2 separate regions of the Homo sapiens genome follow, and region 1 is linked to region 2. A link is an interaction called in ENCODE POLR2A ChIA-PET data of the cell type or tissue named here. Cell type or tissue: OCI-LY7. All regions are shown on one strand. Each heading gives the region's core, and the rest is flanking DNA. Links, peaks and the distances in the headings are about the cores only.

Region 1 (6,307 bases), core at 1-4,000, 190 kb before region 2:
GCGCGATCTCGGCTCACTGCAAGCTCTGCCTCCTGGGTTCACACCATTCTCCTGCCTCAGCCTCCCGAGTAGCTGGGACTACAGGCGCCCGCCACCAAGCCTGGCTAATTTTTTGTATTTTTAGTAGAGATGGGGTTTCACCGCGTTAGCCAGGATGGTCTCGATCTCCTGACCTCGTGATCCGCCCACCTCAGCCTCCCAAAGTGCTGGGATTACAGGCGTGAGCCACCGCGCCCGGCCTTTTTTCAAGACGAGCCTGGCCAGCATAGTGAAACCCCCTCTCTACTACAAATACAAAAAATTAGCCGGGTGTGGTGGTAGACGCCTGTAATCCCAGCTACTCGGAAGGCTGAGGCAGGAGAATGGTGTGAACCTAGGAGGTGGAGGTTGCAGTGAGCCGAGATTGTGCCATTGTACTCCAGCCTGAGCGACAGAGCGAGACTCCATCTCAAAGGAAGAAAAAGAAATTCTGGCTGTCTGGGCGCGGTGGCTCACGCCTGTAATCCCAGCACTTTGGGAGGCCGAGGCGGGCGGATCAGGAGGTCAGGAGATCGAGACCATTGTGGCTAACATGGTGAAACCCCGTCTCTACTAAAAATAGAAAAATTAGCCAGTCGTGTTGGCACGCGCCTGTAATCCCAGCTACTTGGGAGGCTGAGGCAGGAGAATTGCTGGAACCCGGGAGTCGGAGGTTGCAGTGAGCCAAGATCGCCACTGCACTCCAGCCTGGGCAACAGAGCGAGACTCTGTCTCAAAAAAAACAAACAAAAAAACCCCACCAAAATTAGCCGGGCGTGGTGGTGCGTGCCTGTAATCCCCACTACTCAGGAGGCTGAGGTTGGAGGATCGCTTGAGCCCAAGAGGTCGAGGCTACAGCGAGCTGAGATCACGCCACCACACTCCAGCCTGGGCCACAGAGCGAGACTCTGTCTCAAAAAGATAAAAAATTCTCAGCTCACTTACAATTGGCTGATGGTTGTGCCCTTGAACTTCTTTTGAGAGAACAATGTTCCAAAGGGCAGGTCTGCGCTGGGTGTGGTGGCCCAGGCCCATGGTCTCAGCTACGCAGGAGGCTGAGGTGGGAGGACCCTTGAGCCCAGGAAGTTGAGGCTGCATTCCAGCCTGGGTGTTGGAGCGAGACGTTATCTCAAACAAAACAAAGGGGAGACAAGTCCGTGGGGTGCGCTGGTGGTACCTCCTTCCTTGTCCCCTGTTGCCATCACCCTCGGTGGTGCACAGCCTGTGAGGCCACCAAGGAGGTGGCCCTGCCCCGGCCCTGCTGTGGTTGCTTCCTCAGAGGGAGGCCGAGCTCAGGCTCAGAACTTTGCCTTTCCACTACTTTCCTTCTGACATCACCCTTGGGCTGGAAAATCCATGGTCCTCAAGTGGCTACTGTGATCTGTGTGTAGCAGTCTTTCTGCATAGCCCTGTGGTTATCAGGGTTAGAATGTTCCAGAAAGGTAACACTCCTGTTTGAGACTGTTGGTAAGGGAATGGCACTCATGGCCTGAGCCAATGTGTGTTGGCCGTGTCCTTCCAGAGTTCGATGTTTAGCTCTGCACGTGCTCTGCGGGTCTGCTTGGGTCTGCAGGTCCTGAGGGGCTTCCCTGCTCCCTCCCAGCATCAGGTTAGGGCTCTGGTTCATCTGTAGTAGGTCTCCGCACCAGTTCTGGCGTTGCCAGGGCTGAAAGTGTGGGCCGTCAGGGCCGCCAGGTGACTCTGTCCTTGAGATCCTGAGGGCACATTGGATGCCAGAGACTCTGGGTTGGGGGCTGGAGTGAAGGTGGCGGGAGCCTCAGCAGGGCCCCCACCGTGTCTGCGCTCACCTTCTAGCAGCAAACAGTGCGCCAAGCAGCAGCTGGGGGACAGGGTCATAGACACTGAGAGCTGTGGGCGTCCAGGGGAGGGGCAGGCTCCATGGACCTGGGGTGGGGAGAGGCTTCTGGAGAATCCAAGCTGCCACCTGAGGGGCAGGAGGAGGTGGCTGGGCAGAGGCGGCAGGCCAGGACGGGGGAGCTGTGAAGAGACAGGTTTATGGAGACCTGGAGCCCCTGAGGGCTGAGCGCCCCGAAGGAAGGGGATGGGAAGGCACTGGAGAGGTGTTGGTATAGCCACTGTGAACACTTCTTTTTATTTCTCCAGGACCTTTTTTTTTTTTTTTTTTTTTTTTTGAGACCGAGTTTCACTCTTGTTGCCCAGGCTGGAGTGTAGTGGCGCAATCTCGGCTCACTGCAGCCTCTGCCTCCCGGGTTCAAGCGATTCTCCTGCCTCAGCCTCTCGAGTAGCTCGGATTACAGGCGCGCACCACCATGCCTGGGTAATTTTTGTATTGTTATTCGAGATGGGGTTTCACCATGTTGGCCAGGCTGGTCTTGAACTCCTGACCTCAGGTGATCCACCCGCCTTGGCCTCCCAAAGTGCTGGGATGACAGGCATGAGCCACCGCGCCTGGCCAGGACTGTTTTTTAAACATGAAGAAGTAGCCAGTGGGTCCCTAACTGGTGGGAAACATGTTGAGGAGGGAGTTATTCCACGAGCAACACCCACGTTGCTGGGGCTTGGGAGCTTTCGTTCTCATTGCTTTTCCCACCCTGGTGTTTCCTGCTGGAAATCACTTGTTACACTGCCCTTTCCAGCTTGAGGTAGTAGCCCTTTCCAGCTTGAGGTAGTAGCCCTTTCCAGCTTGAGGTAGTAGCCCTTTCCAGCTTGAGGTAGTAGCCCTTTCCAGCTTGAGGTAGTAGCCCTTTCCAGCTTGAGGTAGTAGCCCTTTCCAGCTTGAGGTAGTAGCCCTTTCCAGCTTGAGGTAGTAGCCCTTTCCAGCTTGAGGTAGTAGCCCTTTCCAGCTTGAGGTAGTAGCCCTTTCCAGCTTGAGGTAGTAGCCCTTTCCAGCTTGAGGTAGTAGCCCTTTCCAGCTTGAGGTAGTAGCTCTTTCCAGCTTGAGGTAGTAGCCCTTTCCAGCTTGAGGTAGTAGCCCTTTCCAGCTTGAGGTAGTAGCCCTTTCCAGCTTGAGGTAGTAGCCCTTTCCAGCTTGAGGTAGTAGCCCTTTCCAGCTTGAGGTAGTAGCCCTTTCCAGCTTGAGGTAGTAGCTCTTCAACTCTTTTTTTTTTTTTTTTTTGAGGTCGAGTCTCGCTCTGTTGCCCAGGCTGGAGTGCAGCAGCACGATCTCAGTTCACTGCAAGCTCTGCGTCCCAGGTTCACGCCATTCTCCTGCCTCAGCCTCCCAAGTAGCTGGGACTATAGGCACCTGCCACCGCGTCCAGCTAATTTTTTGTATATTTATTTATTTATTTATTTTTGAGACGGAGTCTTGCTCTGTTGCCCAGGCTGGAGTGCAATCGTGCAGTCTAGGCTCACTGCAACCTCTGCTTCCCAGGTTCAAGCGATTCTCCTGTCTCAGCCTCCCAAGTAGCTGGGATTACAGGCACACGCCACCACACCCGGCTATTTTTGTATTTTTTGTAGAGACGGGGTTTCACCATGTTGGCCAGGCTGGTCTCAAACCCCTGACCTCAGGTGATCCACCTGCCTCAGCCTCCCAAAGTACTAGGATTACAGGCTTGAGCCACCACGCCTGGCAATTTTTTGTACTTTTAGTAGAGACGGGGTTTCACTGTTAGCCAGGATGGTCTCTATCTCCTGACCTCGTGATCTGCCCACCTCAGCCTCCCAAAGATGCCGGGATTACAGGCGTGAGCCACCACGCCCGGCCAGTAGCTCTTCAACTCTTAACATGAAAGATGGGAACTTAAAACTCTTCTGCTGCCTCCCTCGCAGCTCTCACTTCTCCCAGCCTCTTTAACAGTGTAAATATTTCTGTTCTGGGTGTGTCTTTCCCTTTGCCAGATAACAGAGGGTCCTGGCAGTGATGCCCCAGTGCTGGCAGGGTCCTGCCCACATGCGTGGAACCGGGAGGGTTTGGAGGGTTTCGGGCCTAGGAGGAACCTGCCACCCACACCGAGTCTGCTCCTCTTCCCATGTGAACTTGTGTTCTGTTTACTTTAGCGTTGTTTCATTGGAGTTTGGTACAAAGAAGATAGCAGTGCACGTATGGGCTCTGCCGTGTTGAACTCGGAGCATCTCCCTGCTCCCTGCTGGTCAAGGTGTAGCCTCAGAACCACTCCGAATTGGCCAGAACGGTTGTGGTTAGTGGCCCAGTTAGGAGTCTGTGCTCTGCCTCCCACAGGGAGGAGGAACAGGCAACCTCAGAAGGAAGTCCCTTCCGCGGGCAGAGGGTTTGTGGTCCTCATGCTTTGAGAAGGGGGCGTTGGAAATGGGGGCTGCTGTCAGGGGGCTGCTGCACTGAGGGGCTCGCTTGGAGGCTCTGAAATGAACCTGATGGTCTCTGGGACCTGTGCTAGGCCCCAGGGCTGCCCTGCCTCTCGAGGTCTGCCTCAGCCCCAGGCTCAGCTTAGAGGAGCTGGTCTGGCACTCAGGACGCTCAGCTTCCCGCCCCTCGGTGCAGGGCACCCGAGGCTTCAGGTTAGGTGCAGGGCAGGGCTCCCAGGGTTGTGGATGTGCTGAGCGTGGACGTGGAGGTAAGTGGCAGGAGCCTGCGGGGAGGTGGGCTGTGCATTGCCGACCTGGTGTCCTGAGCGCAGCCTGGGCCCGCTTGCCTCCAGTGCCGCGGTTCACGCTGCCCATCCTGCTTGCACCAGCTGGCATGTTTCCTCTCCAGGTTCCGAGGATTCTGAAGACGACGGGGAGACATTGCTGGAGGTAGCGGGTACTCAGGGGAAACTGGAAGCCGCTGGCTCTTTCAATTCTGATGATGATGCAGAGAGCTGCCCAATCTGTCTCAACGCATTCAGAGACCAGGCCGTGGGGACGCCGGAGAACTGTGCCCATTACTTCTGCCTGGACTGCATTGTCGAATGGTCCAAGGTGAGTTCACCTCTGGTTGGGTGCTTCCTCCCTTCAGGATGGCCTCCCTGTTTATAGGTGACCCAGCCTGTGTTCAGCCTCTTGTGAGGTTCTAGTTGTCTGCTCTGCGGCTGACCCTGGGGCCACAGGATTGAGTCTGGCTTGGTCTTTGCTTTGTGAGCACCATGGCTCTTGGGGGTGTGGGTGAGCTCATGTGAGGCGTTTGTGGTGTATTGGTCAGGGGCAGGAGAGAGGATGGCCGTGGGTCTCCCAGGACCAGCTGCAGAAACCCTGGTTGACATAGGGGCCATCTTGGCCTGCAAGCCAGAGGCAGGTGTGCTGTGGTGCGTGGTCACTTTGCTGCCTTGACATGTGGTTCTCTCAGTTGATACAGAAAACACCGGTACGATTTGGCATTCATTCACAATAACTGGCATCAAAAGAGACTGTCCTTAAAACAGGTGAATAGAGTTTACCGTAAACGTGCAGTGTATTTTATATTTCAAAATGAACTTTTAGAAGCAGTCAGCTCCCCCCTCCCTTTCTGAATATTGTGAAAAATGTCAGAAAAGGAGAGCTTGCAGTCTGAGGATGACTCATGAGTCCCCGACCTCTGTACTCAGGGCTCAGCTCCGACACCACTACCTCTTGACTCCCTCCCCTCCCTGCGATTGCACCAGCAGCCCGTGCTGTCCCCGGCTCTCTTCAGGACCGTGACCTCACCCAGGGTTCCTAGTGACTGGGTCCTCCTGTTCTGTTTCACTGAGTAGCTGAAAACTGCCTGTATGCTTAGTTTGAAGCAGGACCCAGACATTCCTCATGCTGCTGGTGGTGGCAGGCTGTGATGTCACCCAAAGTCTGGCTCTGGTACTTCCTGTTCCTGTTCTGTTGTGGTGGGTCCACAGCACACAGTAGATTCAGACTTAGACTTTTCTTTTTTTTTTTGTTTTTTTGAGACGGAGTTTTGTTCTTGTTGCCCAGGCTGGAGTGCAATGGCGCGATCTTGGCTCACCACAACCTCCACCTTCCGGGTTCAAGCGATTCTCCTGCCTCAGCCTCCCGCGTAGCTGGAACTGTAGGTGCCCACCACCACGCCAGGGCAATTTTGTATTTTTAGTAGAGACAGGGTTTCACCATGTTGGTCAGGCTGGTCTTGAACTCCCAACCTCAGGTGATCCACCCGTCTCGGCCTCCCAAACTGCTGGGATTACAGGCGTGAGCCACCACGCCCGGCCATTTTTATTTTTATTTTTTTTTGTAGATTTTTCTTTTGGCAAGTGAAGCTTTCATTTAAATTGAGGAACAAGATACAGTGTTTGCTATGTATTTTCTGTCTGGCATTTATTAGATAAATATTGGGCAGAAGAGGGCATTTGCAAACAAGTTTGTCAGTATAGAAATCTTACAAATGGAACCGGGTGCAGTGGCTCACGCCTGTAATCTCAGC
Region 2 (4,491 bases), core at 1-4,000:
GGTGCTGGCCATCGTGAAACAGTGGAGGAAGGACTGGGCCGACACACCTGCAGAAGGTCCCAGTGAGTGTGGGCTCGACAGGACTAGCGTGCCCCGCCTCAGGGGGCTACCCAGACACCCCCATGGCCTCGACTGACCCCAGAACACGCTGAGGAGCAGCCCTCTCCCCTACACCCAAGAACGACTACTTGAAGCCCTGGGGCAGGGCCAGCCACCCATTCACGTCCAGGAGAAGGAAGCTGGGAAGGCATGAGTCAGAGGGGCACAGCCAGGTCTGCCAGAACGGTAGGCCATCCCCGGGCCTGCATCCCCCATGGCGGGCTCTTTCCCCAGCCTGGCACTGTCACCTCCAGCCTCAGCCAGAAGCTGGGAGAGGATGCAGCCCACCTCAACTGTCCATGCCACTCCCACACCCCAGCCTCATCCTAGTGCTAACAGAGCCACGAGAGACCTTTCTGAAAGGCAAACCCGGGTGTGAGGGTCACAGAGTTCAGCTCATCCTCTCACTGAACCACCAGGGACTCAGGCCCTCAGGCACCATGGAGAACGCAGAAGTGTCCTGGCCCCCCCTCACCCCTTCCAGGGAAGCCGCTCAGAGGGACCCTTTCCTCACAAGGGTTCTGGGATTATACCCCTCCCCCGCCAGCTCTTCCTAGCATCCTTCGGCCCCTCAAAAAACTTTTAAAAAAGAAACTCAACACACCACACCCAATCCAGAAGGCTCTGGGGGCCTCTGTCCTACCAGGGGAAGGACACAGCCCCGCCCACCCTGCCTGCCGGAGAGCACTTACAAGTTTATTCCAAAGTAGCGTGAGCTGTATCTCTCTACATTTATTTTAACTCTGGGGCCCAATCCCTCAGCTTCATTTTTATCTTCATTCTTTTTTTTTTTTTTTTTTTTTTTTTGAGACGGAGTCTCGGTCTGTCGCCAGGCTGGAGTGCAGTGGTGCGATCTCGGCTCACTGCAACCTCCACCTTCCAGGCTCAAGCAATTCTCCTGCCTCAGCCTCCCGAGTAGCTGGGACTACAGGAGGGTGCCACCACGCCCAGCTAATTTTTGTACTTTTAGTAGAGACGGAGTTTCACTGTTTTAGCCAGAATGGTCTCGATCTCTTGACCTCGTGATCCGCCCGCCTCAGCCTCCCAAAGTGCTGGGATTACAGGCGTGAGCCACTGCGCCCAGACTCTTCATTCTTATATAAGTTAATACATATTCACTGTAAAATGTCCACTTATCGAGGAAAAACAAAGTGCCCAGTAGACTGCCGCAGGCTCTGTTCCCCCAGCTGCCCGCCCTTCCGGCCTCCTGAAGTGCTGCCCCCAGCCTGCTGGCGCTAAGACCCCACGTCCTCAACATGCCGGACCTCCTCACGCCTACCTGCTCTGGAAACAAGCCCCAACCCACCCCCCCAGGACTGAACCCCACTCGAGGCTCCTCCCACCCGCAGTCTGGGGGCATCACTCAGGACCCCTGGAGCTCAGCACATCGTGACGCCACAACCCCACAGCCCCATCTCCCCGTCCACACTTGAGGAGCTACAGACTTCAAGAGGCAGACCCCTGGGTCGCAACCCCGGCCCCCACCTCTCCGTGGTGCGGTGACCTTGGGCTGCTCACTTCCCTCTCCAAAAGGCTCAGAACAAGGCCAGGCACCCTCGTGCTCCGCTGCTCATCCCTCCCCTGCTGCCCTGAGACCCTGCAGGCTCAGCGCCAGGGGACGCACCCCGCTGCGCTCCGACCCGCGTGAGCCCCAGGCCAGTACTGCCCTGGTACCCTTGCCCCAGGACGGGGGCCGCGGGGCGCCTTCTCCAGGAGGGGGCTCCGGGTCTCCTCAGAAGCCGGTGGCTCAGAAGGTCAGGGTCCCCGCGGCCGCCCGACCTCAGAGCTGGGTCAACTCCCGGAATGGCCCCTCCCCACACCCGGGCTCCCCTCTCGCAGCGCAGCGGCCTCAGAGACCAGGCCCAGGCACGCGGCTCCCTCCGCTAGAAACGTCGGGCCCGGGCCGCCTCGCCGGGCAGACGAGACTCGGAGGAGCGACGCGGCGCCGGGATCCATCACGACCCCCCGACCCCGCCCCGAGCTCCATCCCACCAACCCGCGACCCCACCCCCGCCCCCGTCCCCGCCCCGAGCTCCATCCCGACACCGACCCCGCTCCGCCCTCCCCCGGCCCCTGCCCGGCGCCCCCAGCGGCCTCGGCCTCCGGCGCCACGTGACGCGCGCCCACCGTGTCCCGAACCTCCCGCCCCGGGCAGCCCCCTCGCGGACGCTCTTCGGACACTGGCCCCGGCCGCCGGGCCTCACCTTCGGCGGCGCCGCTGGCCACGAGCAGACAGGCGGGCCTGTTAGGGAGCCGCTCGGACGCCATGGCTCGGGCTCGGCGCTGGGTCTGCGCGTGCGCGGCGTCTGGGCGCGCCCGGGAGTTCGCGGGTCACGTGCCCTGGCGGCCGGGGGCGGAGCCGGGTGGGACTGGGCGCCTGCGCGTTCGTACCCGGTCCGGGTCGGCTGGGCTGCCCGCCGCTCCGCGCGCCCGGGCGGTCGCAGGTCGCGCCTGCTTTGGCCCCGGCGGGTTCGGCATCCGAGCCTGGCAGGGGCCAATAGGTAGGGTCGCGAGGGTCCTCCCCGGCCGCATGCGCAGTCTGAGCGCGCGCGGGGTAGGGCTCTTGGCCTGGGGTGGGGGCGCGGGCATCAGCAGAGCCAGGCGGCGGTGTCGGGGCGCGAAGGTGCCCGTGGTGTTCCGGTGGCCACACCCGAGGAGCAGGGGAGACCGGGGGGCTGCGGGGTCAGAAGCTCCGGGTGTCCCCGGAGACTAGGAGGGGGACGGCGGGGTCCAGGAGGCGGGGTGGGCTCCGCCGGCCCAGGACGGGGGCGTCGCGGGGAGGCCTGCAGGGTTGTGGGGCGTCGGGCTGAGCTCCTGGGAGGACGGAGTGTCACTTCCTGAGATGGGGACACCTCGGGCGTGCTGGCTTTGGTGAGGAGAATTGAAGCAGTTTTTCTTTTTTTTTTTTTTTTTTTGAGACAGGGCCTCTGGAGTGCAGTGGCGTGATCTCGGCTCACTACAGCGTCTGCCTACCGTGTTCAAGCGATCCTCCCACCTCAGCCTGTTGAGCAACCGGGACCCCAGGTGCACACTCCACCACGCCCAGCTAATTTTTTTGTGTTTTGGGTAGAGAGGGGGTCTCACTGTGTTGTCCAAGCTGGTCTCGAACTCCTGATCTAAAGCGATCTGCCTGCCTTGGCCTCCCAAAGTGCGAGGACTACAGGCGTGAGCCACCGCGCCTGGCCTGAAGCAGTTTTTCCTTAGACTGTAGTTGGAGGGGGTGAGACCACGTGGAGTGGTTGGCAGACAGGCAGGCACCCTTTGAGGCCAAAAGGGCGCTTGAGACAGAGCCAGCAGGCGAGCGGGCCGCCCAGGTCCCTGGCCCCCTGCTGCCAGTATGAAGGTCCCACCAAGCCTCTGCTCCAACCAGGGGAACCGTCATGGTTGGGAACAGCCAAGGTGAGGAATTCTGTGGGTCACACCCCCTGAAAACCACTGGCCTCCGCCGGGCGCGGTGGCTCACGCTTGTTATCCCAACACTTTGGGAGGCCCAGGCGGGTGGATCACGAGGTCAGGAGTTCAAGACCAGCCTGGCCAAGATGGTGAAACCCCGTCTCTACTAAGAAAAATACAAAAATTAGCAGTGGCAGCACCTGTCATCCAAGCTACTTGGGAGGCTGAGGCGGGAGAATCACGTGAACCCAGCGGGGGCAGAGGTTGCAATGAACCAAGATTGCGCCACTGCACTCCAGCCTGGGCGACAGATTGAGACTCCTTCTCAAAAAAAAAAAAAAGCCACTGGCCTCTGGCTCCCCCTGGCCCAGCCTGGAGAAGGGTCCCTGACCCCCGTCAGACAAGCAGTGCACCCTGCCTCACCTGACACAGAGCCCTCCCACCACAGGGGAAGTGGGAGCTGGGAGCTCCTGGTACAGGCAAGGCCGAGAGTTGGGTTAGGGAGCAGAGGACGGAGCTGAGTGAGTGTCCAGTGTTAGGTGGGTGGGGGTGTTAGTGGATGGAGGTGTCTGAAGCCTCGCAGGCCTGCGGTCACACCACAGGCTGGGCCTAGCCGCTTGGAGAGCTTTCTGGATCTGCACAGGATCTTGTCCCCCACAGACACACACTGTGGGCCTCAAACCCGGGAGCAGGAGGGGCAGGTTGGAGCAGGTCTACCTGCTTGCCCAGCCCCACCTGCACTGGCCCCAAGGTGTCCCTGATGGAGCTGAGCTGGACCAGCCACAGGTGCAGGGCTGAGTCTGCAGCAGCCCCCTCCCCATTCCTCTTCCCCTCCCCCAAGTTAGAACAGCAGTATGGAGGAGGAAGCTGGAAGCCAGGCTTGGCCCTCACGCTGGCGGCAAGTCTAATGCGTGTGTGTGCACCTGTGTCCACAGGTGGTGTGCCCCCTAGTGTACCCTTGGGTCCCCACCGTAGTCCAAGGTGTCATGTCTGTGTGTG

The links. Peaks named below come from ENCODE experiments on the same cell type or tissue, not always from the same donor. Only the 100,000 strongest peaks of a DNase experiment are listed, where the experiment ranks them.
Region 1: POLR2A ChIA-PET joins it to region 2 with 7 read pairs; 6 of 35 experiments call an interaction of 5 or more read pairs at or near these places.

The regions. Positions count from the first base shown.
Region 1 is chr11:582,584-588,890 of GRCh38, forward strand. PHRF1 (PHD and ring finger domains 1) reads left to right here. Exons shown (of 18, transcript NM_001286581.2): 4 at 4,676-4,881. Among named protein-coding and RNA genes, the nearest start is that of PHRF1, 9.3 kb to the left of the region's middle. RefSeq lists enhancers at 1,180-1,681, 1,682-2,181. In OCI-LY7, for the core only: no CTCF peak of the experiment used is centred there; no DNase peak of the experiment used is centred there.
Region 2 is chr11:775,096-779,586 of GRCh38, forward strand. It overlaps GATD1 (glutamine amidotransferase class 1 domain containing 1), which reads right to left and starts at 2,392. Exons shown (of 8, transcript NM_182612.4): 1 at 2,304-2,392; 2 at 1-47. The coding sequence starts at 2,367. LOC124900301 reads left to right here and starts at 2,483. Exons shown (of 2, transcript XM_047427954.1): 1 at 2,483-2,600; 2 at 3,022-4,491. It overlaps GATD1-DT (GATD1 divergent transcript), which reads left to right and starts at 2,483. Exons shown (of 2, transcript NR_126343.1): 1 at 2,483-2,600. RefSeq lists silencers at 1,813-2,022, 2,033-2,742, 2,793-2,892. In OCI-LY7, for the core only: a CTCF peak has its summit at 1,718; DNase peaks (open chromatin) are centred at 1,676, 2,006, 2,436 and 3,026; H3K4me3 peaks cover 3,441 bases; H3K27ac peaks cover 1,993 bases.